Linked DNA regions of Mus musculus: region 2 is linked to region 1. A link is a loop called in an ENCODE intact Hi-C map of the cell type or tissue named here. Cell type or tissue: gastrocnemius. All regions are shown on one strand. Each heading gives the region's core, and the rest is flanking DNA. Links, peaks and the distances in the headings are about the cores only.

Evidence for each region. A loop is a pair of places that touch in the nucleus more often than their neighbours do. Peaks named below come from ENCODE experiments on the same cell type or tissue, not always from the same donor. Only the 100,000 strongest peaks of a DNase experiment are listed, where the experiment ranks them.
Region 2: it touches region 1 in a loop (9-fold over the local background); 6 of 42 quality-filtered maps call a loop at or near these places.

The regions. Positions count from the first base shown.
Region 1 is chr2:11,867,343-11,872,446 of GRCm38, forward strand. No RefSeq gene overlaps it. Among named protein-coding and RNA genes, the nearest start is that of Gm34768, 30 kb to the right of the region's middle. In gastrocnemius, for the core only: a CTCF peak has its summit at 2,843 (motif pointing left); no DNase peak of the experiment used is centred there.
Region 2 is chr2:11,663,064-11,665,563 of GRCm38, forward strand. The region is part of intron 1 of Il2ra (interleukin 2 receptor, alpha chain); the gene reads left to right. Among named protein-coding and RNA genes, the nearest start is that of Il2ra, 22 kb to the left of the region's middle. In gastrocnemius, for the core only: CTCF peaks have their summits at 1,083 and 1,648; DNase peaks (open chromatin) are centred at 1,095 and 1,535; H3K4me3 peaks cover 1,053 bases; H3K27ac peaks cover 1,622 bases.

The DNA of each region.
Region 1 (5,104 bases), core at 1,305-3,804:
CAGATTTTCCCACCCAGGCTTTTCTGTGGGGTCATGGATTTTAGTTTGGTTTGGTTTGGTTTATGTACTTTTCCTCTGTACTTATTTTCTCATCATTTACTCTTCATTAATATCAATATCAGAAAGTGAGAGAAAAATAATTTGCAGACAAGCATTTCAGAGTTGGGATGGATATTAGATATTATTCAACTTTTCATTTTGTATTTAAGGTATCAGACTATAAAGGTTATGTGACTTGCTTTAGGTCATCTTATGAGACATGAGCAAATCTGCAACTTGATTGAAGTCAGTGAGATCCACAGTGCATATGGCTCTTTTCAATTTATCATTCTATCTCAGTTATTATTAAATTCTCTGGCAGTTATAAATGTAGTGACCAATTATGCCTCTAGCTAATTAGAAATGTGGGGACTATCTATAGATGCTAAAAGCTATAGAATCTATATCATTATCAAGAAAAAGAGATTCCACTTTACCAAGTCTGAAGCATTGATCTGGCAATAATTTTCAGAGTCCAGAGGTCAGGAGAATGACATGATGCAGAGAAGTGAAGCCTGGGATTTAAGAAGAGGGATGAAGATATTTTCAAGGATATTTTAGGGTGAAGATATTTTCAAGGATATTTTAGGGTGAAGATATTTTCAAGATATTTTAGGGGCAAAGATATTTTCAAGGCCTTTGGCTTCTTATCGTTTGGTAATAAAAAACTGGTGGCCTCTTTGGTACCATTTTTAACTAAAATCCTTTTGAGTCCCATTATTCTTGAGGAATTCAATATTCTCTACTAACAATTGAATAGAACATAATACTGTGTTGTATTAAATGTTAACCCTGATGGCACAATAGAGTCCTGGGGCCTTTAAATGTTTCCGAGGTTAAGATTAAGCATCAGTGGCTTTAATCCATCAGAAACTTGGTCTTTACTTGCCTCCCACCGCTTCTCCCTCATTTCCTTCATCTTCTCTTCCCTATCAAATTGTGTGGTGGGGTGCAGCTAGTACCTGTCACATTAACAGAATGTCATTAGTATCTGCTTATAAGCTTGGATCTGGAGAGCTTGTTATGAAGAGAACTAGGCAACTTATCGAACACATTGGGATATAAGTAGAAGTAGAGAAGTTAGCAAGTTTCATGGCATGTCTGTGTTCAACATACAAACCAAACTAAAATATTCACATGTCCCCCCTTTGGTAGCCATACTGTCTGCATTATCTGTTCTTGTAGATGTTTTAGGGTAAAAGTGTGATGGCTTTAACCGTAAGTGTCAATTATTAGCCTCCAGAAGGTAGCAAGAGGTGAAGGAAGGCATGTGCAGGCAGGCTGTGCGGGGTAGCGCTCGCTGGGACTGGTAGCCTCCAGAAGGTAGCAAAAGGTGAAGGAAGGCTGTGCAGGCAGGCTGTGCTGGGGTAGCGCTCGCTGGGACTGGTAACCTCCAGAAGGTAGCAAGAGGTGAAGGAAGGCTGTGCAGGCAGGCTGTGCCAGGGTAGCACTCGCTGGGACTCGGCAGAAGGTTCTTCAGGTGGTACCTAGTGCACATTTTCATCAAGCCAAGTAGGTTTTTTATTATTTTTAATTTGACACCATCTTACCATATATTACTGTATGTACTGTCCATCCACAAATACAGATGATTACTTAAGGGGTTAATAACCTTATCTTCTTGTACATCAAGTATAGTGAATATTATTCCTGGTGTAATTTCTTAACACATTTCAGATAGTGTTTCTTAAGTGCAGAGAAAACAGAGAACAGATATACACAGATGCCCAGTCTCTTGCAACCTGCATTTGATTGCCCGTGTCATACTGATAAGGTGCTCTTGTTGCAAATGCCCAAGTGTAACTCAACTTCAACATAAAGAATTTCATGATTAAGGTCAAAGGCTGAAAGGCATCTTAGGCCGTTTGAGGCTATAAGTACATGAGTGTTAAGTCATGGACCCTAGGAAAGTAATAAAAAAAGAAATGTTCACCTGAAGGTGGGCCTGAAGTTTTGGGAAGAAAATCTAATTCTTAATCTTTACAGGAGTCTGTTTCTCCATTCTAACTTCACCAATTAAAACTCAAAAGAAATTTGAGGTCTACTCTTTAGTTTTATCTTTTTAAGAGGCCATTTTCAATTAATATGTACTTTCTTTACCCAAGTGTCCCCAATTTTTTCTTTGCTAGGTTTTTGAGGACACACTCCCTAGAAAAAATGCACATTAAGCTTTATAATATACTTTGATGAAGTGAAGTTGCACAACATCGAAGGATGATGGTTCAGCATCATATGGAAATGCTATTGTGTTTTACCTTGAAAGGAATGTGAAATTACTCCTCATCACTTGTCAGAACATAGCAGCAGTTACACACAGTAGTGCATTTAACTATATCAAAGTGCTGTCTACCGTCTTTGGATAATTGGGATGCAGGGTTTTTTTCCCCCACAATTAGGCTTTTATTTATTAAAGAAGTGTGTTTTGTAGCATATGTGAATTTTTAAAATGTTTCCTACAGTCTTATGAATAAGGACAATAAGTTGTTTTGTTTACATTTGCATCCATTCTTTAAAATGTTGCTGGCACCTTCACTCATTCGTTGCTCTACTTTGTGATCCTTTTGAACTGTGGCATTATTAGTCAAGATCTATTTTCATGTTCCTGCTTCCTAATAGAAACTCTGTTAGGAAACAAGTAGGCTGAATGTGCAGGCTTGCATTTAGAGGCACCTAGGATTTGTATTTTAAAATCTCACTTTCTGTTTTTCTCCTGTGCTGATCAAAAATGAGCTGTCTAATGTTTCCTTGGCAGCATAGTAATCACACTAATGCCTTTCTCCACTTTTTGGAATATCTATACTGCTATCTACTGGCCAATGGAAGCATTGCTTTATACAGGGAGTATCGTGTTTGCTTTACTGTTGTTGTTGTTTGTTTTTTGTTTTTGTTGTTGTTGGTGGTGGTAGTGGAGTGGTGCTTTGTTGTTTCTGTTATTTTGTGTGCTTGCTTGTTACAGTATAATTACATCTCCCCTCCCTGTTGTTGTGTGACGCTATTCCTGAAAAAATATGAACAAATTTGTACCCACTTCAGATAGGGAACTGATTGATGACTGAGCTAAGTACAAATACCAACTTGTTGAAGCAGTGAGTTTTTGTGGGCTTACTTAAAGGAGTGTGGGTGAGGGATTACTTACAGCAGCAGGAATAACTCACAGACAACTGCGTCATTAAAGTCTTCTCCAGCTTGGGTAACACTAACAAAGGTGGAAAATCAGGAACATACTATACAACATGCAGGATGCTTAACAGGTATGACAGTGTCCATCCTTTGTAGATAGTATAGTAAGCATGCATATGCTCAGACAGTCTCTAGTTCCAGGCAACTGGGTTTCTAAGATTCCTCAAGGTAGTCTGGCTTGTTTGCTCTTTACTGTTTCTATACATCCACAGGGAGGGAGGGACCTGCTGAATCTGGTCAGTTTCAGGCAGTTCCTGAAGATATTTTGACTTGGTTACTCCTGACCTTCCCTGTTGCTTAGGAGTAGGATGTAATATTTCGCCTCTCTTTAGAACAAGTGCCCCGTTGTTTCACATTCCTTTAAATAGTATATCTTAAAATATTCTGTTGTTTACCCTGCTGTCACATTCTTCATCTTAAAAAATTTAAATGTAAAATGGAAGATTCCAGACTTAAAAAAAAATTACTACACATCTCCATTCTCCTATTTTCTCAAATGTCCCTCCCATTCATACCCTGATATTCATCTATTTTATATGTGTATATGTAACATTTAATACAACTACTGAACATAGGGTTATTTGTATGTGCATGACAACTTAAGGAGACTCATCCCTGAGGAAGACTGATCTTCCGCCTCTCAGCAGTCAACAGTTGCATGGAGTTCTCTGTGTATGGGTAGGGCCCATGTGAGGTTTTCCTCTTTCACATCATCGTGTACCTTGATGTCAGTGTTTGGGTCTTGTTTAGGTACCCATAGTGTTGTGGTATCATCGATGAAGCTATCCCATTGTATCTAGGAAACACAATCACATGGCACATTTCCTGGTCCTATGGCTTTTAGAGTTCTTCTCCCTTTTCTGTCGTGTACCCTAAGGCTTAGGTATAGGAGCTTTGTTGTAAATGTATCAATTGGGGCTGGGCAATCCAGTATGAGTTCTTCTTTGCATTTTGCAATTCTCTCCATTTGAAATTTTGGTAATGCTCTTCCTCAGTTTCAAAGAAAAGATTCTTTGACGAGAGATGAGAGGTACATTCACCTGTGAATAAAAGGTTATTTATTTAGACTACAGTTTAGAATCATGTTGATCTACTAAAAGTGGGGGTACTAATTTCTTTTCTATGATCCATGACTTCATTAATCCTGGTTAGTTGGCCAGATTTCCAAGTCTCCGGCATAATTTACCTACTGTTGATAAAGCCTTAAGTACAACTAGACAAATATTGATTACTGTTAAAGTATGAGTGTCACTATTGTATCCTTAGTACTATTTTGCTGTGCTGGTCATTGCTATAGTTCATAGGCATCACAGCTGGGTAGGGCTATTGGTTGCTTCTGTTACTTGGCAACATGCAAAGTACTTTTCAGTACTAAAAAGCTAATCATATGAAGGTCGGTTTCTAGTCAAATCTGGCTCATATTCTGAGACCTGTGTCTGAACTGGGTAGTTTCTTCAATAAGAGGGACTTGACTTCAAACTCTGGAAGACAATCAAGGGCAATATAAATAGCCTCTTGGACTCCCTTGACCTTGAACCATTATTCAAAAAGGAATTTCTCAAGCCCAGTATTAGGGTTTTGTTAGATAGTCTGTAGCTATTGGGAAGAGGATTGTTTACTCAAGTGCTATAGCTTCATTTAAATCAAATATGTATATGTAGCCATATACACTTACGTGTCATTTTAGTTAAATAATAAATTTTTCTTATGGCACCCTTAACATCCTTTAACATCCATTGGGCTAGTTTTTCCTCTTTCCTCTCTTTCTCCTTCTGTATTGAACTCCACACACACTATTCAATTAAACCCCATATTTTCTCATTTTTCCCTGCATATCACTTGTGTACTGATCTACTCATGCCATCTCCACTGCCCCTCATTTTAC
Region 2 (2,500 bases), core at 1-2,500, 210 kb before region 1:
AGATGGGGAGTGGGGGCAACCTGTCTCCTGGAGGTTACATCTCTCTGACATGGAAGGAAGATTTCTGAACTTGGAGAACTCAGGGTTTTCCACAATTCACAGAAAGGGCGCAGAAAGATCAGTTTCTTTTTTATGAGTCTATCACTCTCAGAGCATTTGATCATGTTAAACAATATTCATCATGTTCTACTGAATCGTCTTTCACATACCCAAACACACACACACACACACACACACACACACACACACACACACACTTTCTGTAAGGCCCAACCATTGATTTGGTCTGGAGACAACCCTGACCTTGGCTTTCTTATCTGATCTGATGAGGAAGAGGATGGCTCTCAGGCAAAAGCCAGACTGTTCATCAGGTGACTCACACTCTTTTTTCTTTTTTCTTTTTTCTTTTTTTTTTCGAGACAGGGTTTCTCTGTGTAGCCCTGGCTGTCCTGGAACTCACTTTGTAGACCAGGCTGGCCTCGAACTCAGAAATCCGACTGCCTCTGCCTCCCGAGTGCTGGGATTAAAGGCGTGGGCCACCACGCCCGGCGACTCACACTCTTGTTACACTCATGAGTCCCTTATATAGTTCAGTCAATACCTGTCCCGCAGACACCATGCTTGGTGAGTGTTTTCTAACCTCCCTTCTCACTCCCAGTATATGGAAAAGCAGGAGGCAGCAGGGAGAAGAAGCCCTTACTCAGCGTTGGCTGAGCTACAGACAAAACATTTCCTTAACGACTCCTTTCTCAAACTCTGTCCACTTTCTTAGGGAGCCCTCCTTTGGAGTCATTTACCTAGGGCACAGGAGTCCCTATCGTTCTCATCTTAAATATCATAGATAAACCAACGCTACTGTCTCCCAGCCTACCTTTCCTCGGGCTACCGACTAGATCCCGAGTAAAAATACAAAGCACTCTGAAGGCACGTTCCAAAGCACGAAGGGTCTGCTCAGTGTGCGCTGGAAGACAAGAGTAGCTGGGCAGGGAGTACAGACAGAAAGTAGGGTGCAGCAGCCAGAAGTTCCCCCTCAACCTTAACTATCTGCTGTGTGACAGTCGACAGAAAGCATCAGCACCGCTAGAGGGCTCACTTCTCCAGCCCAGTCTGTCTCTTCAGGAGGTTTGAATGCCTGCCACTGGGAGCTCTCTGGTCGTCCTCCATTTAGGGGCGCTGTCTTATTGATAAAAGAACCACTTGCCTCCCGAGAACGCTTCAACTGTCAATATTGCTGTTTAATTCAAGGGGCACAGAAGAATTCAAGGCACAATTAATTCTAGTTTCATTTTGTTTCTAAAAATAAAACTGTTAAAAAAAATCAAGGGGAAGCTTTTCTATCTGAGGAGTGGAGGCGAAGCCATAAAACCATGTAAGGAGGATGGCAGTTAGGGTAAGAAGTACGGAGCCATGTCTGTGCTCCTTGATCTTGTTACTACATATAGAGGTCTCTTCCTGGGAGCAGAAGGGTTTGGCGAGAAAAGCACAAATGACCTCATCCCACAGCAAGGCTCTACCCCTAAAGGTTCTGCGATCATCCCAAACAGCGCCCCATGCTGGGGACCAAGTGTTCAAACATAGGTGCCTATGGACTGACATCCACATTCAAACCACAACAAGCACCTTTCCCTACCTGCCCTGTGCTGCAGCCCACAGGGAGGAGGCTTTGTAATTCCCAGAGTATTCGCTGAAGGAGTCACAAGTTCCCAGAACGTCTTGTATTCCATTTTTCCTGGAGACACTAGATCCCCAGATAATTGCTGCATTATGGTCTTATTTCAGGGAGAGTGACTGGGGAGAGATTTGGCAAGCATGGGACTACCCCTCATACAAGATGGGCAACATACTCCATCCTGGAAGAGTTTGGCGTTAACTTTCCCAGTGTAGGTCTCTGGTCTGAACCCTTGTATTGGGTTGATTAACAACTGCTGGCCGCTTCTTTGGCCCTGTGCCTACATGAAAGGCAAAACCACATCCAAGTACCTCGGAGTCTGAGATAGGAGTCTCCCAGGAGCCCCATATCCCAAGAATTAAGGTGGAAAAAGGCTGGGAGGTGAATTTGGGAGAAGTGGTTTGGGAGTATTCAGGAGGTAAAAGTAGAGAGGGAAGACGCCAGTCACCTGAAGTCATTTTAGACAATAAATTAGGATTCCTTTTTTAAGTTGTGTACATGGAATTCTCCTTCATGACCTCCCAGAGAAGCTTGTAAACAAATTATTTTTACTCATTTTTGGCTGTTGCGCTGATGTTTCTTTTATGACACCAGAGCAACAAGAGCTAAGAATATCCCCAATTTACTCTTAAGGGATTAAAAAGAATAAAATCTCTAGGGCTGCCTTTCCCATGGGCTCTTCTGCCTTGGAGTCTTTGAATAAGTTTTGGAACACATTTGGCAAGGCCTTTCAGGGAGAGAGAATCATAAGCAATTCTGAGAAAGGTTCTTTTAGAAATGGAAAATCTGTGAGAGTACAAAATTCTACAACTGTCTCCGTGACCCCACATG